Regions from separate parts of the Homo sapiens genome. Here all the other regions are linked to region 3. Evidence: chromatin loops called from intact Hi-C (ENCODE). Cell type or tissue: HCT116. All regions are shown on one strand. Each heading gives the region's core, and the rest is flanking DNA. Links, peaks and the distances in the headings are about the cores only.

The links. Peaks named below come from ENCODE experiments on the same cell type or tissue, not always from the same donor. Only the 100,000 strongest peaks of a DNase experiment are listed, where the experiment ranks them.
Region 1: a loop joins it to region 3, with 8 times the contacts of the local background. A loop is called at or near these places in 69 of 110 quality-filtered maps.
Region 2: a loop joins it to region 3, with 2.8 times the contacts of the local background. A loop is called at or near these places in 11 of 110 quality-filtered maps.

The regions. Positions count from the first base shown.
Region 1 is chr5:148,369,518-148,379,829 of GRCh38, reverse strand. FBXO38-DT (FBXO38 divergent transcript) reads left to right here. Exons shown (of 5, transcript NR_105057.1): 2 at 985-1,128. Among named protein-coding and RNA genes, the nearest start is that of FBXO38-DT, 9.2 kb to the left of the region's middle. In HCT116, for the core only: a CTCF peak has its summit at 4,877 (motif pointing right); a DNase peak (open chromatin) is centred at 4,939.
Region 2 is chr5:148,478,439-148,488,750 of GRCh38, reverse strand. HTR4 (5-hydroxytryptamine receptor 4) reads left to right here. Exons shown (of 7, transcript NM_000870.7): 7 at 5,458-7,204. The coding sequence ends at 5,548. The region is part of intron 2 of LOC107986462 (a long non-coding RNA gene); the gene reads right to left. Among named protein-coding and RNA genes, the nearest start is that of FBXO38, 100 kb to the right of the region's middle. In HCT116, for the core only: CTCF peaks have their summits at 5,502 and 5,702 (motif pointing right); a DNase peak (open chromatin) is centred at 5,700; H3K27me3 peaks cover 1,740 bases.
Region 3 is chr5:148,174,827-148,185,138 of GRCh38, reverse strand. SPINK14 (serine peptidase inhibitor Kazal type 14 (putative)) reads right to left here. Exons shown (of 5, transcript NM_001001325.2): 5 at 9,520-9,786. The coding sequence ends at 9,741. Among named protein-coding and RNA genes, the nearest start is that of SPINK14, 11 kb to the right of the region's middle. In HCT116, for the core only: a CTCF peak has its summit at 5,702 (motif pointing left); a DNase peak (open chromatin) is centred at 5,728.

The DNA of each region.
Region 1 (10,312 bases), core at 1,550-9,549, 190 kb before region 3:
TAATGCTGGAATAAACATGAGAGTGTAAATATCTTATTGAGATCTTGTTTTCATCTTTTGGCATATAGATGCAGAAGTGGGATTGTTGAATCATAGGATAATTCTATTTTTAATTTTTTGAGGAGCCACCATACTCTTCCATAGCAGTTACACTGTTTTACATTCTCATCAACAGTGTACAAAGGTTCCAATTTCTCCACATCCTCACCCTCATTTGTTTCTTGTGAGGTAATGTTTGTAATCCAGATAGAACAGTGCTTGGCAGGCAGCAAACACTCTATAAATGTTAGCTGTTATTATTTGATTGTTCAGAGACCTCTTTTCCTTCCTGCTTCTCAGCTATTTCTAGATAGTTGAAGTGATAAGGGCTGAATTCTTAGCATATGATATTTCTGAAGTTTACTTTCAAAGTGCCCTAATTTTTCCCAAGTTACATAAGAAAATTCTGTGAAAGGCTGTTGTATGTAGGTGTATACATAGAGAATTGCAATTTCAAAACCAACACATGGTGGTAGATTAAGAGAAAACAAAAACAAAAGCCTGCATTGAAGACTTTTACACTTCCATAAGCATGAACTCTGAGTGACCATTAAACAATATTAAAAATTAAGGACACTGCAGTTCATTTTTAATTTGTGCTATACTGCACAAGATCATGTTTATGTGACAAGGAAGTGAAAAGGTTAAGAGTGAAAAAGCAAATTCAGTAAACTTCTTTTTAAAAAATTACCCTTCAGTGTTATGGTTTGAATGTGTTCCCCAAAGTTCATGTGTTGCAAACTCATATGGTTGGGGTCTGTGTCCCCACCAAAATCTCATGTTGAATTGTAATTCTCAGTGTTGGAGGAGGGGCATGGTGGGAGGTGATTGGATCATGGGGGCAGACTTCCTGCTTTCTGTTCTTACGAAAGTGAGTGGGTTCTTATGCGATTTGATTCTTTTAAAGCATGTATCACTTCCTCCTTTGCTTGCTCTCTCCTGCAGGCCATGTGAAGATGTGCTTGCTTCCTTGTCACCTTCCGCCATGATTGTAAGTTTCCTGAGGCCTCCCAGGAAGCAGAAGCCTGTACAGCCCACAGAACCATGACCTGATGAAATCTCTTTTCTTTATAAATTACCCAGTCTCAGGTATGTCTTTATGGCTGTGTGAGAATGGACTAATACAGAAACTTAATGTCTAATGCAATCGTGTTGAGAGGTGGAACTTTTAAAAGATGATTAGGTCGTGAGAGCCCTCCCTCATGTATAGATCAATGCTGTTACCAGAGGAGTAGGTTCCTGATAAAAGAAGGAGTTTGGAGTTTGGCCCTTTCTCTCTCACTTGCTCTCGTTCTCATGCTCTCTCTCACGTGCACACTCTCTCTCTCTTTCTTGCTCTCTTGCCCATCTACCTTCTGCTGTGGGATGACACAACAAGAAGGCAGTCTCTAGATGCAGGTCCCTTGAACTTTTACTTCCTGGACTCAAGAACTGTAAGAAGTAAATCTCTGTTCTTTATAAATTACCCAGTCTCAGGTATTCTGTTTTAGCAGCAGAAAACAGACTAAGACTAATCTAATCATATTTTCTCTGTCACTACTTCTAGTTCAGATGTTTTAGTTTGATTACCAGAGGAAAGACAGCAAAGATGTTAGGAAAGAAAGTACACTGAAATGCCAAAAATTCTGAATTCCATCATTTCTTCAGGCAGCCAACATTTATTAAACGTCTGTTTGAGACCTGGGAATATGTTAGGCACCAGGGCTGCAGAGATGACTAGGAAACAGTCTCTACTCTCAAGTTAGTGGGGAGACACGATCTATAAGGAACATTTCAGCAAAATTTAGGAAATTCTGTCACAGTGGAATACCAGGATGCCTAAGTAGCACAGAGGAGAGGCATAATATAATGAAATTCGTAGAGTAAGGTAGTGCAATGGTATTTGCCAGAGACTGGAGGGAAGGGGAAATGGGGAGGTATTAGTCACAAGGTACAAACTTGGTTATACAAGATTAGAGATCAAACAACACTGTAGAGTGTATTTACAAAATTTGTTAAGAGGATACATCTTATGTATTCTACTCACACATAACATAATGAAAAGACAGGAAGAAACTTTTGGAGGTGATGAATAGGTTCATGGCATAGATTGTGGTAATAGTTTCACAGGTATATATCTTCAGACGCATCAAGTTTTATATATTAAATATATGTAATTTTTGTATGTCAATCATACTTCAATAAAGTAGTTTTTTTTTTAGAAAAAACTTTCAATGTCTCTTTTTTGCTTAAACTGAGGCTTAAATAATATATATATAACTTGCTTATCAGAGTTCCCATGTACAATATGCATTGGTTTCAGCCTGCCTTTTCAGTCTTATTTCCCTTCACACATAGCATATTTCAGCTGAGCGTAGGACTCACTGCTTCCCCTCATATACCTGATGACTCTGTAGCCCTAGGCGAGTGAACAGTTTGCTCCCCTGTAGGCAGAAGGTGGATCAACCTTATTCAGCTCTTGCAAGGAAAGAGAAGGAAGATGCTGGTGAGCTGGGCCCATCTAGGTGAGTATAATACTGGGACAGAAACTGATGGTCCTTGTGTTCCACAAGTAACTGGGATAAAACAGTTGTGCTTCTTATGTAAGTTGGTTATATTTTGAGCCTCACATGGTTCATTCATTCATTCAGCAAGTATTTTCTGAGTGCTTGCTCTAGGGCCAGACACTGTTAGGTACAATAAAACAATTATGATGAGAAGTAGATATGTTTCTACCTGCAGTTCAGTTTGGTTGAGGAGTTTGGGAACAGAAATCAAATAACCATACTGATAGACCAATTTTTCAAAAATAAACAGATAGGGATAGATACATAGTTAAGTTTTGTCCAGTAAAGGAATTAATGAATAAATGGATAAATATAATACACTCGATTTTTCCTTTTAAGCATTTCAATGGTTTAATAAACCAAACCTTCCTAAATATTTAAATAAAACTCATAACTCTATTAAACATACACATATGGCAAATGACGACTTCTCAAACAGCCAATAATCTTTAGTCTTAATAAAATTCTCATCTCTTCAACTTAATATTCTAAGTTTAAGCCAATACTTGATTAAAAGTTTAAAATTTCAATGATAAGGCTCATCTATCTAATTCCTTAACATGCTATAGTTTTTGAAAATAGGACATTTTATGTATTAATTATTCATTTACTGTTTCTTAGTGCCAGATAATAATAATAGATATGATTTAATCCTCATTTCTTTGCTTAAATTTGACCTTTTGGCATAGACATTGTAAGAAAACCTTCTATTTCTCTTATCTGGGGACCGCAGTTGCATACTGATTGCGGGGAATGTTTGACTGGGCTCCAGGATTCTCTTCTTCCCATTCCCAACCCCACCCCCGCCTTTTTTTTTCTAATCATGAGCTGTAAGGACATGAGACTGGAGTGGCTGCAGCCATTTTTCTTATCTGGTAGATAGAGTTTGTATGGGAGATGATGAAACCAGCATTTAATAAAATCCAGAGACAAGCAGAGGGCAGAGATGGAGACTGAGACTTCTGACAATACCTGAGTCCATGGATAAAGCTGTGCCTGAATTACGACCCACCCTGAATCCTCCTAATTGCATGAGCCTACACATTTCTTGCTTGACCTAAGCTGTTTCATTTAGATTTTCATCTCTCTTAACTGAAAGTATCCTGACATATTTCATAGGCCGTGTTAGCCATTGTCCTCCTCCAGTACTCCAAACCTTCAGAAAACATTTGTTACCCTAAATAGCCTTTAAAGTGCTTGAGGAATGAAGGAAGATAGCGGGTGTGCAGTGGCTGTGGAGTCATCTGCACCAAAGTGGTGGGGAGTGAGGCAGCAGCATCCAAAGATGAAATGAGGTGCCGATGGAGAACTTTGCAAAATTAGAGATACAGAGCAAGTAGTTACCATAAGGACATAGAGGTCCTGGGATCCTCTGCAATCGGGAGGACACCAGACTTCCTGTGATTTGTGGAATGGAAGGTCAAGTCATGTCATTTGGATATGAAAGTGTGGGCATCAGAAGGCTAAGATCTCTAGGTGACATTTTCATGCTTTCTACCAAGATAAAAAGTTTCTGATCCTGGCAGTATCAAGTCTTATTATAGCAAAAACAGGCAAAACAGTTTACTGCAATAAGGACAGCAGTATAGCAAGGGATTGAGCTTGGGCCAGGCCTGAGAACAATCTTAGACTCAAAGATAGCATATAGAAAGTATAGTGTTGAAGCATCTGTTGTTTGCTTGACCTGCGTTTATTTCTCCTCTGGCAGTAGTTCTTCAATATTCCTTTGGGGAACAATTCTTTATCATCTTCTAGTTCATACAGTAAGGCCAACTTACCTCTGGCTCCTGTAGGACCTTATAATTTGGTCCATTTCAATGAGAATTAAGCATGCTTGTAGCTATGACTGGTTCAAGAATAAGCCTTTTATTCCAACTAGTGTAATAAGACTCAAACCTTTTGTTAGAAGACTTCTTGGAAAAGGAAAGCTCTCTTCCACTGACGACATCGTAACTCTAAGCTGCCAGGGTCTACCACTGCAGATAGAGGTGGTGTGGGGTGGGGAAAGCCTGCCTATGAATAAAAACCACACTGGAGAAAGAATGGATGGATCCAAGAGCTGGAGAAAGAAATTTCCAGCAGAAGTTTTGGAGACCCTGAATCCAGCTGTTACTAAATTCAGATTCACCTGGAGTTGTCAGGCAGAAGAGCCATAAAATCTCCCGTTCCCCTCTTCCCCCTATCCCCTGCTTTTTTTTTCTTGTGAAATCTGGGGAGCCTGATCATTACTGGAGGTGGTTGGTAGTAGACAGAGGATGTTACTCTTCCAAAGTTCAATGTACTGCATGTGGTTTGCCCACTAGAGGGTGTAGCTCACTGTGCATTAGGAGCAAGGAATGTTCAGAGAGGTAATGCTGGGAGGCATTTACTGTCAGAGATCTGTTGAAATGTTGCAAGGTCTCAGCCACAGGGCTCACATCCCTGAAAGGGGCCCTGTCTCAGAAGGACTTGAAGAGTGGTCACATGACCAAGGCCTGACTACAGGCATAGCAAATAGAGCAGGATGAAGGACTTCATCTTAACCATGAAGCTATTTTTGTCTTAAAAAGAAAAAGTCATAAGAAAGAATGAGATCTTGACATTTGTAACAACATGGATGGAACTCAAGGTCATTATGTTAGGTGGAATACACGAGGCACGGAAAGACAAATTATGCACGTTCTCACTCATTTGTGGTAGCTAACATTTAAAACAATTGAACTCATGGAGATAGAGAGTAGAATAATGTTTACCAGAGGTTGGGAAGAGTATTGGGGGCAGGGAAGAGGGGATGGTTAATGGGTACAAAAATATAATTAGATAGCATGAGTAAGCTCTAGTATTGATAGCACAGCAGAGTGACTACAGTCAACAATAATTTATTGTACATCTAAAAATAACTACATAATTGGGTTGTTTGTAACACAAAGAAAGGATAAATGCTTGAGGTGATGGATATCCCATTTACCCTGATGTTATTATTATGCATTGTATGCCTGTATCAAAATGTCTAATGTACCTCATAAATATATATACTCACTCACTACGTACCCACAAAAAATAGCACATTTTTTAAAAGGTTATGTGCAGGAATCGCAAATATATATACTCACTCACTATGTACCCACAAAAAATAGCACATTTTTTAAAAGGTTATGTGCAGGAATCGCAAATAGGTTTTATGTTCCATATCAAATCTGATGACAAGGCATGCCTGGATTACTATGTTGATAAACATTTTGAGGCCACATACAGCTCAGTGGCATGTACTATTTGATTACTGATATCTAATGTGGGCGTGGGGAGAAGCAGGATGGTTGGATGTGATAGACATGTGACATCTATGGTGAGATGTTTCTCAATAGGAGCACTATCAGGATCCTGGATGGGTTAATTTTTCCCTATGCAGGACAGTCATTGTGACAAGTAAAAATTAAGTCCCCACATACTTTAAATACCCTTTATGGGAATAGTACTGCTCTATTAGAAAATTATTAGGTTAAGCCAAGAGTGACTTGATTGATTTAGATTTGCCTGAGGATTGAACTAGAGCTTCTTAAATGCTTCAAGACTAAAAAATGAGGATTTTTTTTTCTAGATCCCGAGACCAGACTGAGCTTGCTATCTGTAGGGAATAGGGACTGAGAATGGGGAGGGGAATGAAGAATTTCTGTTGAAGGGGAGAAGATACTTATGGTGACAGGAGCCAAGTAGAACCTGACAGTAGGTGATTAATGTATCATCCCTGGTTAAGAAAAGCATAGGAGGAACCTCAGCTGTGGGAAAAAGGGGTATCCTGTTAAACATCAGAGTCATTTGGAGTGCCCTTATCCTACCATTTTCATTATTGTTGGGTGTTTCTTTTGCCAGGATGTTGTCTTTATATAACAGTTCTCAGGGAGCTGCCCTCTACTCTGTACCTTTGAATCCACTGAATAAGATCAGCCACTGTAAGTTATTTTTGGAAGAAAACATATGACTCAATGAATAAATACATACATGAGTAAAATATTTCCTACCCCTTAATTTAAGAGTTCATGACCATCTATTTTCATTTTCTTCATGCCCCTGTGAATTCCTGTGGAGAAGAGAGGAAAGGAGCAACAAGAATGGTATTATTGCTGCCTTCAAGTTTTGCCTTTGTCATACTCTTCCAGCCAAAGACTACTAGGAACACACCTATAGTTGTACAAACAGGGCTTATGATTAACTGCAGCCTGTGAGAACACACACCCCTGGGAGCCATAAGGCATGTCAATAGAAGGGTATTAGAAAGGTCTTATTGTAGGATTTGAGATTGTTAGGTTAATTTGGTGGAAGGCTTAAGGAAAAGAGGCTTTGCTTTGGTTTGAATGCCCTCAGAAAGTGGGAGTAATTATTTAGGAGGAGGGAAGAGTAGCTTAAGGCTAAAGTTGTAATTGGTGAAGAAGCAGCAGTCACATTAGTCTAGATAAGTCGATATTTGGTATTTTGTGACTTTGATAATGTTCATGTTTTGCCTGTGTTTAGTCATGATTATTAAGTGGTATTATCTTAGTCTTGATTTCTTCATAGTCACAGAGTAGTTTGTCAGATGTAAACATTCTATGAAATTGTTTATCTCAAATGGAGAACATGAAGGCCCAGATGTAAGTAGAAGACCAACGTGTTACAATGCTAAGGCAAGCTTCTGCATGCCATGGGTTGTTTTACTCCTTCTCACATTTTATCATATTGTTTAATAATCTTTTGTTTTATTGCTCCCTCACTGGACTGTAAAGTGCATGAGTGCACAAACCTGTTTTGATGACCACTGAAGACTGAGTCTAGACAAGTCTCCCAATCTCATAAGTACTTAAAGAGTATTTAGTGAGTAAGTGACTGAATTGTCCAGTTAGCTGATTAGACTGTGAATTGCCCAATGTCAGGGGTTACTTCCTATTCAGCTCTGTATTTCTAGAACCAAACAGTTCTGATGTATGTAATTAAATATATCTCGAGTCAAAGAGGAACTCTCCATAAGATAAGATTTATTGCTTTTCTTTAAAAAATAAGGTAATATAATGAATTCTACTTTATGAATGAGAGATGATGCTTATTTCAAATGGTTTCATTCATGAAAAACAAAGAAAAATCACTTCATATTCAAGATGCAGGGGACTTTCTGCATTTTCCATGGTATTGAATGTTGAGAGTGAGATTCAAAGCTCTAAGAGAAATTGATATAAATATTTACAAACCATTAAAATGAAATATAATCTTTCTTGACCGGCCTAGTTGCATATTATAATCTCTATATTATATAATAATTTTTTGAAAGGAGAGAGAATGAGCCCAACAGGTTGAGGTTGCAGTGAGCCAAGATCATGCCACTGAACTCCAGCCTGGGTAACAGAGTGAGACCCGATAGATAGATAGATAGATAGATAGATAGATAGATAGATAGATAGATAGATAAATGGAGAGAGAACTTGATTTGTAAACTCCTGGCTTACAAATAGCCCATAGCTACAAAGATTTTCCTCTCCCCTCATTATGCACTTTCACCCTGGAGATGCTTCTGATTTGTAATCATGGCAAAACATTATTAGAGCTTTTAACGAATGTGTAAACCTGTATGTTAAAAAGTAGAGCATGAGGAAATCAATAAATTGATAAGGTACCTTGGGAAAATCTTTTCACTTCTCTGAATCAGAATTACCTTGTTGATAAAATGACCATAATGATGGATACCGACTGAGATAGGCTCTTTTGAGGATCACTTTGGAAATAGGCTGTTTTGAGGATCACTTTGGATATGCTCTATGAACTTCAAGAATACTTATTATTGAGACAAAGACCATAATACAAGAAGCATACGCATTACTGGGGCAAAGACCATAATGGTTAAGAACAGGATAAACTCAGGAGTGTAGAAAACATAAATGAAAAATATCTGTCTTCTTCAGCAGAAATGTAATAACAATACCAAGCAAAATACTAAATTTTATACTAAGTTATAGTCAATGAAATTTTGTGTGCGTGTTTCATGCAAAAGTGGCCTATTTTTTTTTTTAAACAAGGTCTCACTCTGTCACCCAGGCTGGAGTGCAATGCCGCAATCTCAGCCCACTGCAACCTCCACGTCCCAGGTTCAAGCAATTCTTCTGCCTCAGCCTCCCGAGCAGCTGGGATTACAGGCACCTGCCACCATGCCTGGCTTTTTTTTTTTATATACATTTTTAGTAGAGACGGGGTTCCACCATGTTGACCAGGCTGGTCTCAAACCCCTGGCCTCAAGTGATCCTCTCAAAAAGTGGCCCATTTTTAAAAAATTTAACAATAGCCACATAGGAGCTACTGTGAAGTTATAAGGAATATTATTCATCTTCCGTACATACTTCCTATTTGACATTGGGCAAGGCAATCAACTTTGGAGTACTTCATTTTTATATGTAAAAGGAAATATCTCTCCCCTGCCTTCCATGTACTTACAGGGGTCCTGTTTGGGAAAGTACTTTCTAACTGTCGTAAGCTTATAACCATATATTATTTGTAGTAGTAGCTTGAGAATAATAGTATCTTATTTTTTATTTTGTTTTCTCAGCACCTAGCAGAGTGTCTGGAACTTTCTAGGTGTTTATTAAACATTCTTGGGATAAATATAAGAACCTGTTTTGAAAACTCCTAAAATTCTGTCCAAATAAAAGTTTCTAGTCATAAGATAAGATAATAGGAATTTAAACTTGTAGGCTCTGGGAGTCAAATTCCTAGATTTGTTTCTTGGTTTTTCTCCCTATAAGCAATTATATCTTGGGTCCCTAAATCTCTCTAAGTGTCAGTTTCATCATCTATAAAATGAAAGGTAATGCCAATTTCAGCTTTGTAGGATTGTTTCGAATACTGAATGAGATAATTTCTATGTGGTACCAAGGACAGAGCTTGGTATGTAATAAGCACTAAATTGAAATCAGGCCTATTTGTAGGTTTTCAAAAGTTTCCTCATTATTTATTCTCTTAAATATTTTATGTTTCTGAGTATATACAATAAATACATTTTTTAAAGTTTAATCATACAATATGCATCATTTGATACATTTTGTAAACTTAATGTTAGGTCATGATTATTTTTTGAAAAGTTAATAGGTGATGTCTAGTGAAGTTTTTTTTTTTTTAAATCATATAGCGCTAAAAAAGGATGAGCCTATAAGCAAAAAGCCAGAGAGATTTGGTGCACTAAAGTGGATCAACCTTTGACTTCCCCAAGATGCAGAAACACAGTACCAGTTAGAACCCGAGCTGGGGTTTGAAGGATGGAGGGAGGCACATGTACAGTTAGTGTAAAGATACGCTTGTCCCCCTCACTTTGTTATGAACATGACCTGGCCACACATTTGGAATGCCTTGATAATCTTAGAAGAAAGCAACTTCAGGCTAACAGAGATAAGTAGAAAAGTTGAGGAACCAGATCAGTCTTATGCATAAACTCCCTCTGAAATAGTGGGCATGGGAAGCAAAATGGATTTCACAACTGACCTGGAATAAGAAGAAGCTGAGCAGTAGGGTGGAGGTGTAGTAAACATCAGAGAATCATGGACAAGGATATTTAAGTGGCAGCACAACAATGGGAAAAGAAGATCTTACGTAAGAAAACTGTACTTCCCTCGAGTTCCACTATTGTGTCTGGAGATGCTAAGAACTATTTGGAAAATGGAAAGTTTGGAAAATATTGGCTTTCATGCAAATAAAGTTAGTGGGCATTAGAGCATTGATATTTGTAGCATTACCAT
Region 2 (10,312 bases), core at 706-8,705, 300 kb before region 3:
AAGACAGTAGAAAGAAAGATCCTAGATGTCATGCCCTGCAGATGCATTGCTTTATGTCCTTGCCAAGACACTATGCTTTCTGCAATTTAGTTTTCTCATCTGTCTGATAGGGGCTTTTGTAACTTGCATGCTACTTTCATGATTTTTTTTTATCATATCACCACTCTACCCATGCCATGCTATTATTTATTTACTATTTTTCTTTAAATACGTTTTAAATCTAAATAAACATATTTGTAAAGGAAACTCTGTATTGTGACCTTAAATGCAAAACTATATAGAGAAGATGATTTTTAATACAAATGCAATGAAAGTAAAACAAAGTTATTAAAATTTAGCTTTATCCTGTTTTTTTGCCAAAGGCTTTGAGCCTGACGCCTGCACTGTGTTTGTTAGGTATTAGAGACTTGTTAAACCAGAGCAGGACCACACTGAGTCAGAATGACTGAATGAATAATTTGAATCCCCTTGCTGTCATTCAGATTATTTAATGCTGTGCCCATTCTCTGAGATGTCACTCACAGAACACATCCTATGTTTGGGAAACACTTGATCTTCTAGCCTTAGTAGAATTCTGGTTGATAGTGTATCTACAGACAATTTAAGAAATGGACTTTTAATAAGCAAACTTGCTGATAACTTATTACAAATCTATGTGCCTCACGGTTTATAGACAACTCGGTTTTTATCAGCTAACAATACCCAAGAATTCTATTTCTCATCACATGAAAAGCACCTAAAAAAACATTGCTCTGTGCATCTCTTTACATTTTTTGCTTTCTCATTTTCATAATCACCAAGTCTTTTCTCATCTGTTTATCTTCAATGTGATGACAACCAATAAATACTTCCTTGTCCACTTTGCTGAAATGTATGTTTTATTTTATTGTTTCCATTCCTTTCCCTTTGGGAGCAGGGACTTCTATCTCTGGCCCCTCTGACCTGCCTGTGATTTCTCTCTACTGCCTATCTCTAAGCTCGCTCTCTCTACTGTCTCTATCTCTAAGCTCGCTCTCTCTACTGTCTCTATCTCTAAGCTCGCTCTCTCTACTGTCTCTATCTCTAAGCTCGCTCTCTGGTATGAATAGAATGGCTGGAGGGAAATCTCATACACCTGTGTGCGTAAGAATCAGCTGAGAGCAGTTTTTTAAAATGCAGATTGCTGCTCTCTCTGGCTCACTCCTGCCCTCCTACCCTCGCTGTCAAAGGTCTGGTATGGATCCTGGGAATCTGTATTTTATAAAAGTACCCAATATAGTTCTCATGCACATAGCCTCTGGACCTTTGAGAAAGATGACTTAGCAAGTGATTCTCCTCCTCCTCCTCCTCCTCCTTTTCTTCTTCCTCCTCTTCTCCTTCTTCCTCCTCCTATTCTTTCTTCCACAGAACAAGTAATTGTAAGTCTGTTTCATTAACTGCTAATAACTTTGTTATAAAACTTCCCACCACATAAATGATTTCCATGTTTCCAAATGGGCAGAATTCTTGATTTGGAGGGCAGAATACCCAAGTTATAGCACTAGATCCACCATTACCCATCGATCAATCCATGCCTCTACATTACACTTTCCTCTTCCTCTAACATGGAAACAAGACTCTGTACCTTCTTGCCTTACAGATTTGCATTGAAGATTAAATGTGAAAAAAAGATATGACAATGCTTTGTAAATTGTCAGGGATTTTACCAAAATGATTACAACAAGAAACTGCATTTTAAAAACTCATCCGTTAAAATATTGGAGAAAGATTCTTTTTAAATGATGTTTTGCATCAGGGATTTTGAGTGGCTCTGCCAATGTTTTTGATCAAACATATGTTTGAGGAGAGACAGTTGTGATCTCGCTGCATTTTAAGTTGTGGCATCTCAGCCCCACCCTATCCTATCCTACCCAAATACGTTTAACAGCTTTGCAATGTAATTTCACAGATTCCGAAATTGAGGTCTTTCAGATTCTTTAATACAAATCCAAAATTACCCTCCCTGTGTTTCCAGCGAAACCTCTTCCCTCCACATGGAATATAAAGTATCAGATACTAACAATAGAATATTAAAAGCCAGATTTGAAGCAATTACCCACAGCTTTGGAGAACAGTCCCACACACAGCTGGTGCCCAATCAGAAGGCCTGTCTCTGTCACCCACCATCCCTGCTACTCATAGAATCAGAATGTCAGAGCTGCAAATGATCTTACAGATTATCCTCCCCTTCATTTAACAAATGGGAAAAGTGAGGCACAGGAAAGGGACAAAGTCATCCAGTCACTCAACTGGAGGCTCCAAAGGCATTAGAACCCAGGTCCCTGTCTTCTGGTTGCTACACTCTGCTGCTTTCTTCTCTGAATTAGTAAGGTGACCTTCTAGCTGGGAGTGAAAGGGGCTTCCTGAGTGTTAAAGCCATGTGCACTGAGGATGATCTTATTGCACAGGAAGGAGGTCTCTTATGGTGCAGTATAATGTACCACATTTTTTTTTATCATGCATGAAGGCCTAAAAGGCAGATGACACTAAACTGCTAACTGTGAACAATTATGTAAATATAACAATGAGAACTGCGGCTATGAGCCAACTGACCATAAGATCACTCTGTCATTATTCTCACATTCCCATTCGTCCTGCTGAGAGAGAGACGTTGTGAGTCCTTCATGGAGTTAGATGCTGGGCCATTGTCCTTTCTCCATGGCCAGAGCTATATTGATGTAACCTGGCATTAGACATCAAATAGCAATACTAGAGTATTTTCAATCTTTATTTAAATCTCTAAAAGAATTGTACAAGAGAGCCAATATATTGAAGCTGAGTTTGCCAATGTCAAAGATAGATAGAGAGGGAGAGAAAGAGAGAGCCAATGTAGCCCTTCGGAAACATTTCTCAAAGAACCTCTTCCTCTCTCCAATTGCTCTGGAGCCTTCCACATGCCCAACCACATGGCTTTCTTTAGCTCTGATCTTTTCGCCTTGTCTTTTATCCTCACCCCTCATTCTTTATTATGTTTATTCATGTGGCCCCTCTCTTTGTCTTCCGGACTTTCCTCCTACCTTCACAGGATTTTTTCCCCCTTTACACCTAGTCTCCCTAGTTCTACGTCACAGAAAACATGGGGTTCCACTTGGCAATGACTCTTCTTTAATGGTCAGATGGAGTTAGCAGGAAAGAGTCTCATGTTAGTGTCACAGTCATATTGTGTTGCAATAAATGGAAATGCCACATCACACTGCAGGTTTCTCACAGGTGGAACATTTATAACATGCACCCCTCTACATATTCATTTCACCCAGGAGTCTGCCATAGTGGGACAAAGAAATGCTAGAGACAGCGAGACCTAAATACTGTATCCATAGTGGTAGTTGTCAAAATGATGAATGACAATACAGTAGAACAGTTACTAGCACAGGTGCTGGTGTCAAAAATGACTTAAATGTAAGGTCTGACCCTGTCATTTATTAACTGTGTATACTTGGGCAAATTACTTATGCTCCCTGAAGCTCAGTTTCCTTGCCTGTTAAATGGGTGTAATACATGAATTAAGGCACATACTGCATTCAGCCCAATGCCTGGCACACCAGTGCTGCACTAATAGGTGGTTGTTTTTATCGTTGCTAATAATGACAATAATAACAAATATGATACAAAGGGGATTTGGCCAATGAGAGATGAGAAATTCTTATTTTCTTTCTTCCCTCTCTCCCTCTTTCCCTTCCTTCTTTCCTTCCTTTCCTTCTTCCTTCCTTCCTCCTTCCCTTTCTTCCTTCTCTCCTTCCTTCCTTTTTAACCTTCATTCCTTCTTTTTCATTCATTGTTTTTTCTCTAAATAGATATATTCAATGAATCAGACAGATAAAAATGTAAGGGAGTATGTAAAGGCCTGAGGGCACATCTTGAGTTATCTAGAGAGTTTACACTTTAAAATGGCATGTGGAAAATCTGGAGGAAGGAACATATAACCAAGGATGAATCAAGGATGAACAAAAGCTATGTTCAGAGCTATGTTCAGATCTAACCCAGAAATAGTTAGATTTCATTATTTAGGGAAGAAATCTTGCATATTCTGCTATAATAAGAATAGACTTCCAACTGGAAAGAAGAGAACATTTTAGGGAGAAAGTTGCTGTCCAGGATTGATGGAAAGCATTTAACTCTCTCTGAGCCAAGATGTGTCATATCTCAGGGGCTTAAAAAAAACTTGTTGCTAACAAGTCCGAATGAACTTCTTCTAGGACTGGGGAATAGGTGGAAGCCTGGAGATAGTAAATATTGCCCCAATTTTTCAAGAAACACTAAAGCTAATCTCCAGAAACCATAGACTCATAGCTTGTGTAAGTAAGATTCACTGTTGTATAATAATTCATGCCAAATAATTTCTTTATCTGCTAGGACAGATTTTCTGTTTGACAGAGACATTTTAGCAAGGTATTGGACAAAGCCTGCCAGAGCGGGTCCATTCTCAGGCACATTGAGCATTAGATGTTTGACTGCAAGGAAGCCTGTCTTGGGGTAACTATGATTCTCTGTTTTATCTTGCTCAACATTTTTTACCTTGCCTGAAAAACTAAAAGGCAGATGACACTAAACTGAAATATCTACCATTGTAGATTATTTGATCTTCCTATGTGCTTGCAAAAAACTTAAGGTCTAGTTTGAGTGGGTGCTAAATAATCATATCTTGAATGTTAAAATTGCTATGATTTAGAATGATCTCAGCTGACTAAAGTGATACCAAACCGATATAACAAAGTTTAACTGAGTAAAATGTGATGGTTTATATTTTGGCTCAAATAAATAAATAAATAAATAAATAAATAAATAAATAAATAAATAATAAAATCAACTAGGCAGCAATGTAATAAAGAACCTCAGGAATTGACAGTTGTTGTATCAAAAACGATCAAAGTTGGCAGCAAGCTCAATATACGCCAATAACTTATTACCATTTTTAGAAATGAACTGAATTTGACTACATTAATAGAAATAAACCCAATTGATGATGAAAAGCACATGATGTAAGTCAGGCTCCCTGCGAAAATTTGTGCACTTTCCTAGTACCATAATTCAAGAGAGGTGTTCAAAGGACAGTGCCCATTATGGGGAATAATCTGGAAACTATAATATATAATGAACTATTAAAGAAAATCGGAATGTGTAGCTTGGAGTAGAGAAAACTTGGAGGATATAATCGGTAGAGGGCACAATGTTGAGGGGGCCTGATAGGCGTAATAGGTCCATCAGGTAGAAGCCATATGGACACCGATTTTGGCTGAACATTAATGGGCTATTTCTAATAGTTATTATTGCCAAAAATTAATATGGACTGGCCTGTCAATGGAAATTCCTAAGTAGAAGCCAAATAGCTACTCATCTGCATGGCACAGAGTGTTCCTGCCATGCAGGTGGGCTCTTTCAGGAGATGATCTGCAACATCCTTTCCAATTCTGAGGTTCTGTAATCTTCTCCTCTCTCTAGGGATGCAGTGGAGTGTGGTGGCCAGTGGGAGAGTCAGTGTCACCCGCCAGCAACTTCTCCTTTGGTGGCTGCTCAGCCCAGTGACACTTAGGCCCCTGGGACAATGACCCAGAAGACAGCCATGCCTCCGAAAGAGGGCCAGGTCCTAAGCTGCTGCTTGTGCGCGACTGCACCCGGTATTCTCTTCACCTGAGGCTTTCCGTCCGCCAGTGCAGGAACCCGGTGCTCGCTGGGCTTTTCCTCTGAGATTCCAGCAGGTGGCGCTGGAGGGAGTCAGGGGACATAATGGCCTCCTTGTTCACTTTTTATTTCCCAACACTCCCTCTTCCCAGATTCTCTGCTTTTGCCGCGTGGTCTCTGGTGTCTCTGACATGTTCCCGTCACTCACTGTGTCTGATCTGTCTCACTCACGTTCTAAGCACGATAGCTTGCTGCGTCCTATCTCGGTCACTGATGTCTCCAAATACGCCTTCTTTGCTGTGTGGGCTTCCAGATATCAACAAAATACTCCCTCTCTGTTCCTGTCTTAGCCAGAGGCGTCGCTCCTGTCTTGCTTACTTGCTTGGTCACGTCCGTCACAGCCATGTTCAAGCTATCCCCTGCCTCTTCTTCGCCCTGTTCTGTGCCAGACGCTAACACACTTTTCTCCCTGTGTCTGGGTCCAAACGTGCATCCTCTTGGTTGGCCCCCTTGTCAGTCCCAGACGTCCACTTGCTCTTCCTTATGTCCAATGTCTGTCCTCCTCTTCAGGACATGCTCCATTTATTTTCCATGGAAGACACAGGGTCAGAGATCTGTCAGAGGAAAATGGTCTCCACAGCAACTCTGGAGGGAAGCTGAAGACAGATAGCTTCCTCCTGGTGTCCTGGCCGCTGGCGTGTCTGCCCTGAGATGCTCGCTCTCCTGCTGGGCTAGAACGGGACGTCTTCTAAAAAGCCTTGGGCAGGGCTAGCAACATCGTAGGTGTTTATTAGGCTTCAGGATCTTTCCCATGAACTTGTGATATCATTTTGAAACCCTTCAATCTGGCTTTGTTGCTGCCAAAGGAGATAACTGTTGGAAGTTCACACTGGGGAAACTCATTTTCCCCTGCAGCTCCCCCAAGGTGCAGGAGGGCAGGATCCAGCAGCACTGGGGATGCCGAGGCAATGCTGTACTTGAAGCCAGAGGACCCAAATTGCCGCCCTGGCTGTGCTGCAAACAAGCTGTGAGATCTTGAATAGTGTTCTTTCATCTCTGGACCCCACTTTCCACATCTGTGCACTCAAGCTTGGACTAGAGGACCTTTAAGTTTTCTTTCTGTTTCTAAGACAACAGTATGCTGCTATAGCCGTCTGCTACCTCGAGAAGCCATGGCCTGCCTGCCTTTTGGCTTTGTTTCAAAGGAACGACCCTCCTCATTTGGGCCTTTTAGACCCCTGACCTTTCCAGCTTTGTCCTTCAGATTAATCTGGATGTCTTTTATTCAAAGCTGAGTCAGTGGCTCTTGCGAATGCCCCATAGCAGAAGTCCCGGGAAGGTAAATGCCAAACCCAGAGCCATGTGAGATTCTGACTTTGATCTTGGCTGTGGTTTAATAGCATCTCAGGATTATTTATCATATTCTCTTTTTTTCTTATTGCTTATAAGGTGTCAGTTATTGTTTCCATTGTTGTTTACTTTAGTTCTGGAACTGAAACCGACAGGAAGAAACTTTGGAATAAGGAAGAGAAGATTGACCAAACCATCCAAATGCCAAAAAGAAAAAGAAAAAAAAAAGCCTCTCTGTCCTATGAAGACTTAATTCTGTTGGGGAGAAAGTCATGTTTTAGGGAAGGAAAATAGCCTCTGAAAGAGAAATGCTATTCAGAATTCGTGAGAAATATCTCTCCATGCTGAAATGCTCTTTGTGTAGACTGGGATTCTCCCTGATCAATGAAGCAGATTGAACCAGGGAACCATTCTTGTCACATATGAAGAAAGTTTATTTAAATTCTAACTTACACCCTGACTCTGACTCTGTGGCTGGACCAATCCCCTTTGATTTTTCAAGTCATTGTTCCCCTGCCATCACTAGGCTCAGCAACCACCATTAGGAGGCAAGCACCATTTTGAGGTGCTTTTCTAATATGAAGAAGGGAGCAGCCAGCTTCTGGGCTCCATGGCTCTGGACCTGATGATGAGACCCAACCAATCTGCTGTGGCTGCCCACACACCCACCCATTGCCTGCATGAGCACATTGGTGGGAGGAGTACAGCACAGAGGCAGCACGTGCACTGGGTCCATTGCTGACTTATTAAGCAAATTGAACTAATTCCTGAATGTCTCAGACCTCAGAGAGAATCTCTCTTGCCTACTTCACAAAGTTGTTGTGGAGATATAAGATAATTTTTTTGTGAAAACATTCTGTAAATCATAAAATGCCATTCCACATATTTATCATTACTTTGGGCGTTTTGGATTACTGTGGATGTGCCTGAGCACTCGAGGACTATGAATTTATTTACCGGGAGGTAAACCAACTTAAGAGAGTAAGTTTCTATGTTGATAAAGAAACAGAGAAAGAAATGCCCAGGGCAAAGTTCGCAGGAAGGTAAATGCCAAACCAGAGCCTTGTTAAAAAAATAATATTCTAGGAGCACCCCTTGGGTATTAATTCTTCCTGTATTCCCAGCACTTTGGGAGGCCCAGGTGGGAGAATCACTTGAGGTCAGGAGTTCGAGCCTGGCCAACATGGTGAAATTTGATCTCTACTAAAGCTACAAAAATTAGCCGAGTATGGTGGCATCTGCCTGTAGTCCCAACTACTTGGGAGACTGAGGCAGGAGAATTGCTTAAATCCATGAGGCAGAGGCTGCATTAAGCTGAGATTGCACCACTGCACTTCAGCCTGGGCAATAGAGTGAGACTCCATCTCACTAAATAAACAAATAAATAAAATTCTAGGAATTGTAGAAGCACCCTTTGGATATTAATTCTTCCAAATCCACCCATCCTAATTTGGTCATTTCAGGTTGCCCAACACACGAATTTATGAATCACAGAAACTCATTTAAAAGGATTTGGTTATTCACAAAGTAAGGGACTACAGGCTAATTTTGATAATAATGAGCGTAACTTCTCATATAACTTCAAAGTAACATGGAATAAGATTCAAATGTTTGTTCACTATGAAAAAATGTATTTGAAGAAGAAAATACTTGGACCATCAAAATCATCCCCATGCTATAAATTATATATATACAAATCCTATGAAAAAAATCAAACGTGGACCAGACTATGACCAGATAGCATGAATACTACATAAAGAGTCAACTAAGATATTGAACCTGATAACTTTTGAAAATTTTCCTGATCTGATAGTCTATGTATATGATTGTTAATTGTGGTTTAATGCTATTTTAGCTAACAACTTAATTTTATTTACATTTTTAATAAAGTAGAATTACAAAGGGGCCACTTATACAGTTTATAATGCACTGAGATCCCTTGTGTGATCAACATATAAAGTACATGTGTGCCCACCACATAGAACATGAAACTTAATTCTCTAATTTCAAAGGATTACAAATTGTAATGATGGTTGTGTTTTTGGTTTATGAGATTGTTAGTTATAGCTATGATTTATTTGAAGCTAAGGCTTTGAAGGTCCTAGAATCCTTGATTCTAACTTTGTTTACATGGAAAGCATCTTTGGCTTTATGATCATCTACTTTTTGATGCAGTTCCCAGAAATGTGTTATGGAAAAAATTGGAGCCTACATAGATTTTTTAATTGATAAATTATATTTATTGATAAATTATACATATGTTTATATGAGTGCATTCTGTACATGTTTATATAAATTATATATTCAAGGAAAAATGCGTCTGAAAACTAATAACTGAATTTTGAATATGCAATAAAATGCCAAAGTCAACTCCCATGCCTCAGTCTTGTGGAGCTTCTCGGTAACCTCCAAGATCCCAGGGCATTCTCCAGTAGCTATGTCGTTTGAAGCTAGAGAATTTTCTGACTCCAGTACCAGGTTCCTCTCAAAGGAAAGCTAGTAGCCCCGGGCCCCTAGATAATGTGATTTTACCAGATTCTACCTGTCTGCCTGTCTGTCACCTTCATCAAGGCCTCCAGCAATAAGACAAACCTCTATGACATGGTCACCTAATGAGCAGAGGATGGGGATCCTGTCCAGCTACTCTCAGAGCACAAACCACGAGGAGGCATTTAAGGCAGTGTGACAATGTATATCTGGAGGTCTTGGATTGAGGTTAAGCATGTGCATCCCTGCTGAAGCCTTTAGAAAAAAAAAACTGGAGGGGGCATGTCACGAGCCATCCAAGAGCCTGGAGTTCATCTCCTTTAGGCCCAGGTTATGTGTGATGAAATCTAGGTCCCATCTCTTCTGAGTGTGGAACAATGGAATGAACCCTGTCAGCAGTCAGGAGACAGAGTAATGTCCAGAGTAAAATAGACTTAGCTCTTTTGTTTACCTCTTGGGACCTATCTTCTCACATATAAAATGCCAGGGGTGGACAAGAATTAGGTTTACACATCAGAATCCTTTCTTCATACACAAATCTACCTGGAATTCCATCACATAAAAGATTCAAGCAGGACGGGGAATAGGTAGGTCTGGATCTCCCATCTCTGGTTATTATAATCTATGCCCTGGATGGAATGTTCTTGGGAGCCTAAAGCCCAATCGCTGGACCAGGGAATACCCTCTGTGCTGGTGCTTGTTTACCTCCTGTCCTTAGCTTTTCTGAGGCGGTGTTCATAATACTGCCATGAACTATTTTTTCCAGGTGACAATCATTTCCTCAGAATCACACCTCCCCGTTAGAAAATCTCTTCCTCCATTCAGAAAGCACACTGTC
Region 3 (10,312 bases), core at 826-8,825:
CTAATCCATGAGCAAGGGGTATCTTTTTATTTATTTGTGTCTTCACTTTTTTTCATCAATGTTTTGTAGTTTACAGTGTATAATCTTTCACATTTTTGCTTAAATTTCTTGCTAAGTATTTTTTATGCTTTTGAAAATGGGATTGTTCTCTTCATTTATTTTTCATATAGGTTATGATTTGTGTACAGATATGCAATTAATTTTTGTATGTCAATTTTGTATCTAGTAATTTTACTAAATTCATTGATTCGTTCTAACTGCTTTTTTGTGGAGTATTTGGGGTTTTCTACATTTAGAATCTTGTCATTTGCCATTAGAAATAACTTTACTTTTTTATTTTTTGATTTGTATGCCTTTTTCTTTTTTGTTCTAGTCTGATTACTCTTTGTAGTATTTCCAGTACTGTAATATGTTTGAACCAAAGTGACGAGAGTGGGCATCCTTGCCTGGTACTGGATCCTAGAGGAAAAGCTTAGTTATTCCCCATTGATTATAACGTTAGCTGTGGTTTTCTCAAAGATGGTTTTTAGTATGTGGAGGAACTTTCCTTCTATACCTAAACTATAGAGAGCTTTGAATCAATAAATAATGTTCAACTTTGTGAAATGCTTTTGCTGCATCAATTGAGATGGTAAAGAAGTTTTTATCTTCTATTCTGTTAATGTGACGTGTTACAGTGATTGATTTGTGTATGGTAAACCAGGCTTGCTTGCCAAGGATAAATCCCACTTGGTCATAATGTACTTTTTTTTTTTTTTTTGAGACGGAGTCTCTCTCTGTCGCCAGGCGGAGTGCAGTGGCACGATCTCGGTTCACTGCAACCTCCGCCTCCTGGGTTCAGGCGATTCTCCTGCCTCAGCCTCCCAAGTAGCTGGGATTACAGGCGCCTGCCACTGCACCCTGCTACTTTTCTTAGTTTTAGTAGAGACGGCGTTTCACCATGTTGGCCACGTTGGTCTCGATCTCTTGACCTCGTGATCTGCCAGCCTCGGCCTCCCAAAGTGCTGGGATTACAGGCGTGAGCCACCACGCCATGTTGTTGAATCCCTTTTGACAATATTTTATTGAGAATTTTTGAATCAATGTTCGTCAGAGAATCGCTTGTCATTTTTTTTTATTGTGGTATCTTTGACTTTGGTATATCGAGCTGGTGATACCAGGACTCATATAATGAGTTTGGGAGTATTTCCTTAGTTCTATTTTAGGAAAAATTTAAGAAAGATTAGTATTAATTCTGCCTTAATATGTGGTAAAATTTAGCTACAAAGCCATCTTGTCCTGAGCTTTTCTTCATTGGGAGGTTTTAATTACCACTTCAGTCTCCTTATTTGTTATTGAACTTTTCAGACTTTCTACTTTTTCTGACTCAATCTTTGTAGGCTGTATTTTCTAAGAAATTATTTTCTCTATTGTCCCTTATTATCCATTCTATTTTTGAGGGATCTATTGTAATACCTTCCAAGTATAAGGCCTGAAACCCCAAAGTTCTTAGAAGAAAACATAGAGGAAAAGCTCTTTAACGTTGGCCTTGGCAATGATTTTTTGGATATCATACCAAAAGGAAAAAGAAAAAATTGATACAAGTTGGGCTACCTCAAACTAAAAAGCTTCTTCACAGCAAAGGAAACAATAAACAAAATGAATAAGAACCTACATATTCAGAGAAAGTATTTGTAAACCATATATCTGATAAAAAATTAATATCCAAAATATATAAAGGGGCCACGTGCATTGGCTCCTGCCTATAATCTTAACAGTTTTGGAGGCTGAGGCAGGCAGATCGCTTGAGCCCAGGGGTTCTAGCCAGCCTGGGCAACATGGTGAGATCCCGTCTCTACAAAATATACAAAAATTAGCAGGCTGTGGTAGCATACGCCTGTAGTCCCTACTACCTGGGAGGCTGAGGTAGGAGGATCACCTGAGCCCAAGCAGGTGGAGGCTGCAATGAGCCATGATTGTGTCACTGCACTGCACTTCAGCCTGGGAGCCTGGGTGACAGAGTGAGATCCCATCTCAAATATATATGTGTGTGTGTGTGTGTGTGTGTGTGTGTGTGTGTGTGTGTGTGTGTATATATATATATATATATATATGTATGTATTTGTGCATATATCTATATATATAGTCAAAAATACAAGAAGTAACAAGTTTTGGCAAGGGTATGGAGAAAAGGGAGCCCTGAAACATTGTTGATGGGACTGTAGATTAATAGGTCATTGTGGAAAACTGTACCGGAGTTCCAAAAGAAATTAAAAATAGAACTACCATGTAACCCAGCAGTCCCTCTTCTGAGTATATATCCAAAAAGGAAGAAATCATGACCTTGTAAAGATATCTGCACTTTCATGTTCATTGCAACCTTATTCACAATAGCCAAGATATGTGAAGAACCTAAGTGTTCATTGATGGATGACTGGATTAAAATCACTGTGGCACACGTATGAATGTATAGAATATTATTCAGCCCTTAAAACAAATGAAGTCTTGCCATTTGCCACAAAATGAATGAGTCTGGAGGACATTATGCTAAGTGAAATAAGCCAGACCCAAAAATAAAAGTATTGCCTGATCTCATTTATATGTGAAACTCAAAATAATTCAAATACACAGAAATAGAGAACAAAACAGTGTTTATCAGGGGTAAGTTTGGTGTGGAAGGGTATGAAAATACAGAGATGTAGGTCAAAATATTTTAAAAAATAGCCCATATGTAGGATAAATAAGTCTAGAGATCTAATATACAACATGAGAACTACGGGTAATAAAATTACCCATTACTACATTGGGATTCATGCTAAATTAGTAGATTTTAGCTATTATTGCCACACACACACACAAATGTTTACACATAATACACACATACACACATAAAATGAAAACAAAGTTACCATAGAACAAAAATCATTTTATTTGTTGAAATTAAATGAAAACTTTTGGAAATGAAAAACTGAAATTGTCTCTGTGTGTGGACGGTATGATCTCGTATATAGAAAACCCTAAAGATGCCACAAAGAAAACTACTAGAAAAGATAAACAAATTTAGTAGAGTGGCAGCATACAAAATCAACATATAAAAATTAGTATTTATAAACGAATAATGAACTATCCAAAAAAATTTTTTAATCCCATCCACAATAGCAACCAAAAAAGAAAACACTTAGGTGTAAATTTAATCAAGGAGGTGAAAGATTTATATACAAAAAAACTATAAAACAGTGACGAAACAAATTGAAGAAAAAATAGAGAAATATCTGTGTTCATGGATTGGAAGAATTAATATTGTGAAAATGTTTATACAACCCAGAATGATCTAAACATTCAATATAAAAATTCCAGTCTTTTTATATAGAAACAGAGAAAACAACTCTTAAACTCGTATGGAGCCACAAAAGACCGTGAAAAGCCAAAGTATACTGAGCAAAAAGAATGAAGCTGGAGGCATCATACTACCTGACTTCAAGATATATTATAAAGCTATTTTATGCCAGCACCATGCTATAAAGACAGCATGGAACTGGCATAAAAACAGATACATCAACCAATGGAACAGAATAGACAGATCAAAAATAAACCCACACATTTTTATCTAATTGATTTTTGAAATAAAATTTAAAAACATACAATGGAGAAAGGAAAAGGAGAGTCTCTTCAATAAATGGTGCTGGGAAAATGGAATATTTGCCTGATGAAAAATAAAATTGGTTTCTTATCTCATACTATATATAAAAATGAACTCAAAATGAATTAAAGATTTATATGTAAGTCTTGAAACCGTAAAACTAGAAGGAAACAGGGGAAGAGCTTTATAACATTGGTATGAGCAATGATTTTTTTTATCTGAACTCTAAACAAAGGCAACAAAAGCAAAAGTATTAATACAAACGAGATTGCATCAAATCTGAAAATTTCTGCACAGCCAAGGAAAAAATAGAGTAAAGAGACAACCCACAGAGTGGGGAAAAAAAATATTCACAAACCATGCATCTAACAAAGGTTTAGTATTCCAAAATACATAAGGAATTCAAGCAACTAAATAGCAAGAAAACAAATAATCTAATTAAAAATTGGCAAAGGACCTGAACAGACATTTCTCAAAAGAAGGCATACAAATTGCAAACATGTTTATTTTTAAATGCTCTACATCACTAATAATTAGGGAAATGCAAATTAAAACCAGAATAAGATATGACTTCACACCTGTTAGAATGGCTATTATAACAATGAAAGATAAGAAGTGCTGGCAAGGAAGTGAAGAAAACAGAACCTTTGTACACTCTTATTGGGAATGTAAATTAGTACAGTCATTATGGAAAACAGGATGGAGGTTCCTCAAAAAACTAAAAATGGAACTACTATATGATCCAGCAATCCCACTCTGGGTATATACCCAAAGGAATTCAAGTCAACACGTGGAAGAGGTATCTGCATGCTGTATTCATTACAGCATTGTCTGCAATAGAAAAAATATGTAAACAATCTATATGTCCATCAACAAATGAATGGATGAAGAAAATGTGATATATTTCCAAGTGTGATATACAATGGAATACTATTCATCTTTTAAAAAGAAAGAAACTCTGTCATTTGCAGCAATATGTACAGAATTGGAGAACATTATGTAAAGTGAAATAAGCCAGGCAAAGAAAAAAACTGTACCTAAATACAGTTAGCATAGAAGAAATGTACCTAAACACAGTTATGGCATATATGCCAAGCCCACAGCTAACATCATACTTAATGGTGAAAAGCTGAAAGCTTCTCCTCTGAGATATGGAATAGGACAGAGATGCCCACTTTCACCACATACTCACACTTAAATGCAGAATGTTAAAAGAGATCAAGTTCATAGAAGTAGAAGTAGAGAATGGTATGCTGGTTACCAGAAGCTAGAAGTGGGGGTGGGGAGGAAGGAATGAGGAGGTGTTTATCAAATTGTACGAAGTTTCAGTTACACAAAATAATAGGCTTATAAAATCTACTGCACAGAAGGATGACTATAGTTAATAAAAACATGTTGCCTATTTAAAAATAGCTAAGAAAGTAAATTTGCAATGTCACACCACAAAAAATAAGTGAAGTGATGGATATGTGAATTAGATGGATTTAATCATTCCACTTTGTATACATATAACAAAACATCACATTACACCCCGTAAGTGTACACAATTATGATTTGTTGAAAATAATAATAAAAATAAATCAATGAATTTTATATTAAAGAAAATTAACTGTGGCTTAGATTTGTCATGTTGTTTTCATTGTTATTTTAAATAACAATGACTTTCTGGAAGCCTACATAGGGCCCATATCTAACTCATTCCAAATTTTTGCTTGGAAAATACATGGAAAACAGTTTACACAAGTCTGTCTCTCTGAATTAACTTTCTCAGGGTAAAAATAAGCTAATCAGAAAGAAAAAAACTCCATAGGATTAGAAGAGTAATATTTAGTCCATTCGTTAGTTACAAATATTCCATTAGTTAGAAACATTTCCCAATACTCTCATCCAATGTGACACCTGAATAAACGTCAAGGCTGAGTATGTTAGGAGCTTTCATCTTCCTGGGGAGAAGGATATTACCATGTTAGATGATAAGAAATCTGCAGCTCATAGAGATCTAGCAATTTCCCCAAAATCATATTGTTATATGACAAGTTGGCCAAAAGTATTGTCAAAGTTGTTGGTCTAAAGAGCAATGCTTTACTGCCACCTTATGGGCAAATAGGGTTTGCTACAAGTCCTACAAGAGTTCATTATAGTTCAACTTGGGCTTCGAGAGTGTCTTTCACAGATGAAATAAAGTGTCTTGTATGTCATACTAAGATGTTTGTTTCTATTATAATTAACCAAGGATAGTGATTTTTAACAGATAATATTTAAATGGAAAATTATGGTCAGAAGAATAGAATGGAACCTGAGATAACAGTTAAGATGAATAGTAAAATAACATTAAAACAAGATGACTTGAATTAAATAAATGTTCATGAGTTTGATCAATATGTAAGCTGATATAAGGAATATATATTTATAGTATATTAAAATTGAGTTTGAGTGAAAAAGGGCTTAGAGAGAGTGATAGCATTAATTTTCATTACATCAAAACATGTGTAAAGCAAATTTAGAAAAGCATAGGATCCATATTAGATAGATTGACTTTCAAGATTCCACAAGAGCCAGTGAAATTAAGATGTCCAGTGTCTGCTTCACAAAGAAGATATTTATGAGGCCAACAAACATGAAAAATGCTCATAAGCACTGATCATTAGAGAAATGCAATTCTAAACCACAAGGAAACACCATCTCATGCCAGTCAGAATGGTGATTATTAAAAAGTCAAGAAACAATAGATGCTGGTGAAGCAGTGGAGAAATAGAAACTCTTACAATGTTGGTGGGAATGTAAATTAGTTCAACCATTGTGAAAGATGGTATGGTGATTCCTCAAGGATCTAGAACCAGAAATACCCTTTGACCCAGCAATCCCATTACTGGGTATACACCCAAAGGACTATAAATCATTCTACTATAAAGACACATGCACATGTATGTTTACTGCAGCACTATTTACAATAGCAAAGTCATGGAACGAACCCAAATGCCCATCAGTGATAGACTGGATAAAGAAAATGTGGTACATATACCATGGAATACTATGCAGCCATAAAAATGAATTCGATCATGCCATTTGAAGGGAAGTGGATGAAGCTGGAAGCCATCATCTTCAGCAAACTAACACAGAAACAGAAAGTCAAGCACCGTATGTTCTCACTCATAAGTGGGAGTTGAACAATGAGAACATATGGACATGGGGAGAGGAACAACACACACTGGGGTGGTTGTGGGATGAGAGGCAAGGGGAGGGAGAGCATTAGGACAAACACCTAATGCATGCAGGTCTTAAAATCTAGATGATGGGTTGATAGGTGCAGCAAACCACCATGACACATGTATGCCTATGTAACAAACCTGCACATTCTGCATGTGTATCCCAGAACTTAAAGTAAAACAAATAAAATAAAATAAAAATAAAATAGTCAAATTCATGGAAGCAGAGAATAAAATAATAGTTTCCAGGGACTGGGGGGAGGGAGAAATGGGGAGTTGTTGTTCATGGTTTTAAAATTTTGATTATGTAAGAATAAGTTCTGAAGATCTACTATACAACATAGTGCCCATAGTTAACAATACGGTGTTGTGCACTTCAAAATTTATTGAGGGTAGATCTCATTAATTTTTCTTACAACAACAACAACAACAGCAGCATTAACAAAAACAAAGAGTCACAGGAAAATTTTTAGAGGTGACAGATATGTCTACTGCCTTGATTGTGACGATGGTTTCAAGGTTGTATGCGCATGTCCAAAGTCATTAAATGGAATATATATGTGTATATATATATGTGTGTGTGTGTGTGTGTGTATATATATATATATATGTGTATATATAAAGATGTCCAGTGTCTGATGCTAAGAATATGGGCACAGTCTCATGATGTGGGTAAGTGAGTTATACGTATATAGGCAACAGAGTAATACAGATGTGAGTGGGTTTGTCATGCAGAGGAAGCAGGGTGGGTGGAAGATGGCAATAGCTAAAACCTGGGGCTAATCAATTACCAAAGCATAAAATATACAGGGAATCAGAGGGAGGAATTTGAAATCACCTGCCAAAGGCAGAGGGAGAGAGAGAGAGAAAGAATGAGAACACAGGCAGTGACTATCAGAGCTGGGACCGCAAAAGGGGGAAGTTCCTTTCATGTTAGCAGTCATAAGAGACCTGTGAAAATTATCCTTAGGGGTTGCACTGGAAGGAGGCCATCTTGCATTTAGATGCATGCTGATCTCCTTTACATCTTTGGGAATGCCTACTATCAAATGACAGAAAAAAAATTATTTTTACTGATCTTTTTACTGTTACCCATTGACAGTTTAAGTCAGTGCTTTCTTATCTACTAAAAAGATTTGTAGTATTATAGAGCACAAATCTTGTCCATTGGAATTCTTACAAAAAGTAGAATAATGACAACGTATTCTAGTGTAGACTTTAGGAGGTATCATAGGAAAAAGAAGTATAAAACGTAAGTACAATGGCACGATAAAAGATAAAGTCAACTTCTACTTTCAAACAATAGGATGCAAGGAAAACCAGATAAGATATATTCTCCTACCTGAAACAACAAAAATAGTCAGACAAATATGTAAACATGACACTAGGACACGAGGCACTGAAGGACAGATTCCTGATAGATGGAAAATAAATAAATTAAAGTCTGTAGTTGACCTTGGTTTTTGCATTGTAAGAGATTCTAGGAATAGGAAAGAGGAATCTCAATGAAGCAATTACGAGTTGAGGATACAGAGCTGAAAGGAAATAGAGACTAAACTGGCTGGTGTCTGCAGGACTACTGCACAGGAGAGCTGGATAAAGGGATCAGAAGATTAACAATTGGTGCTCGTGTGTGAAGAAACTACCCAAAGCAAAGAAAGAGTCATTAGAGAGGATTAGAGATAACAGAGCTCAGATCTCATGCAAGGCTATTAATAGTGCCTATTTAAGATTTTTAAGAATTCACTTGATGACATTAATGGCAAATTAATTATTGCAGAAGAAAAGATTTGTCAACAAAGATACAGCAATAATGTTAAAAAACAATCCTCCCAGGATCCCTGAAGTTCTTGATGTTCTTGCATAGCCCAGGACTTGGAGCAATGGAAATTGGCATGCTATAAAGCTAGAGAATATCTAGTTTTTCCCAGAGATATTAATTCTAAAGATGATACATGAAAAGTGATTGTTTTCTTCTCACTGGAGCCATGTATTCACCATGTGATCAGCACAGGAGGTAAGATCAAAGATGTAACAGAACATGTACACACTCTGACCACAGCCTTGCAAGGTAGTAAGAGGCAGAATAGATGCTCTTTCCCAAGCCAGTAGGAAGCAAAGTTCTGAAAGGAAGAGAGCATATTAGTGCATATTATTAGTCTGCTGTACATATAGAAGTAAAAAATACATATGAAGTATAAGAGAGAAAAAGGTGTCCCTATACGTTTTAGGGGTTAAAATTTGTCCAGAGAATTTAAGAAAAAGGCTAATGACCAATGGGACATTAATGGATACCAACAATGTAGGTGTTCTTCTAGGCAAAATAGATCTGCTGAGAATGTGGGGCCCTGCTGATCAAAGCTGCACATGTGTAAATACCTCTGTCTCGAGGCTGAATCCAAAAGGGAGGATGTTTAATGATAAGTTTGCAGAAGTTAGGCAACAGGAATCCTACAAGCAGAGTACAATGTCCTATAGTTCCATTACTTTTTTTTTTAATGCCAAAGGAATATGGAAGAAATTTCTGTCATGTTCTTCGGAAGACAATCTGGAGGCTTGACATAGATTAATTCAGTGTTATTAGCATTAGAGAGCTGGTTAATCCCAATAGTTGCCTTTGACCCATGACTGAAATTCTGAATTTCTTCTGCTTCTGAGATTTTTAGACACAGATCTGAGACCCAAGTCAAATCAGACTTTCATAAAAGTGTATTTATTAGGGAGACTATGGAAGGCAATCAGTCAGTGAGGGGAGAGGTCCATGGAAGGAACTTTGAACAATCTGCTACAAGCTCAGTAGTGATAGCTCTTTGTCATGAAGAACAAATGCAAGGAGATGTAAAAAGCGCAAGAGGGAGATTGGAGACATGGAGGAAAAAAAAAAGAAGATATCTTCCACATTCAAGTCCACTCAGCTAACATTTTCCATCATGGTAAAACCTGATTCTTCCATGAGATTTCCTAAAGGAAGAATCAGAATAAACATTTCATTTAGTAATACAATGTCAGAACTAAACAAATACTTTTAAAATTATCTATCTAAAACCTGGTTTTATATTTGGAAAAACTAAGATCCAGAGTGTAAAGGGAATTGACTAATGACAAAAGACAAAATTATTGGATTTCTTACCTAGTTATCATTCCTTGATTCTAAGATGCCACTGGAGATATTATGAGACATGCTACAGTCTTTTTGAAATTAAGCTGTGTAATCAGGTCCGAGTTTGTGATGTGTGAGGCATGTCAATCCTCAACTATTCTGTTAATACTCTCACACTTTGGCTGAATTACTTATTAGTGGGGATGACCTGAGCTTTGCACATTCCTGTCATTGCTCCTTGCACAAAATTTACAAAATGATTGGGCTAAGAGCTCCAATCTGATGCCATGGGGAAAATTTTTCTCTCTGTGAAATGCACTCACTCATATAGGAATCAAAGCTGAAAGCATTGCGTTATAAGATTTCAGTATCTAATCACTGATTTAT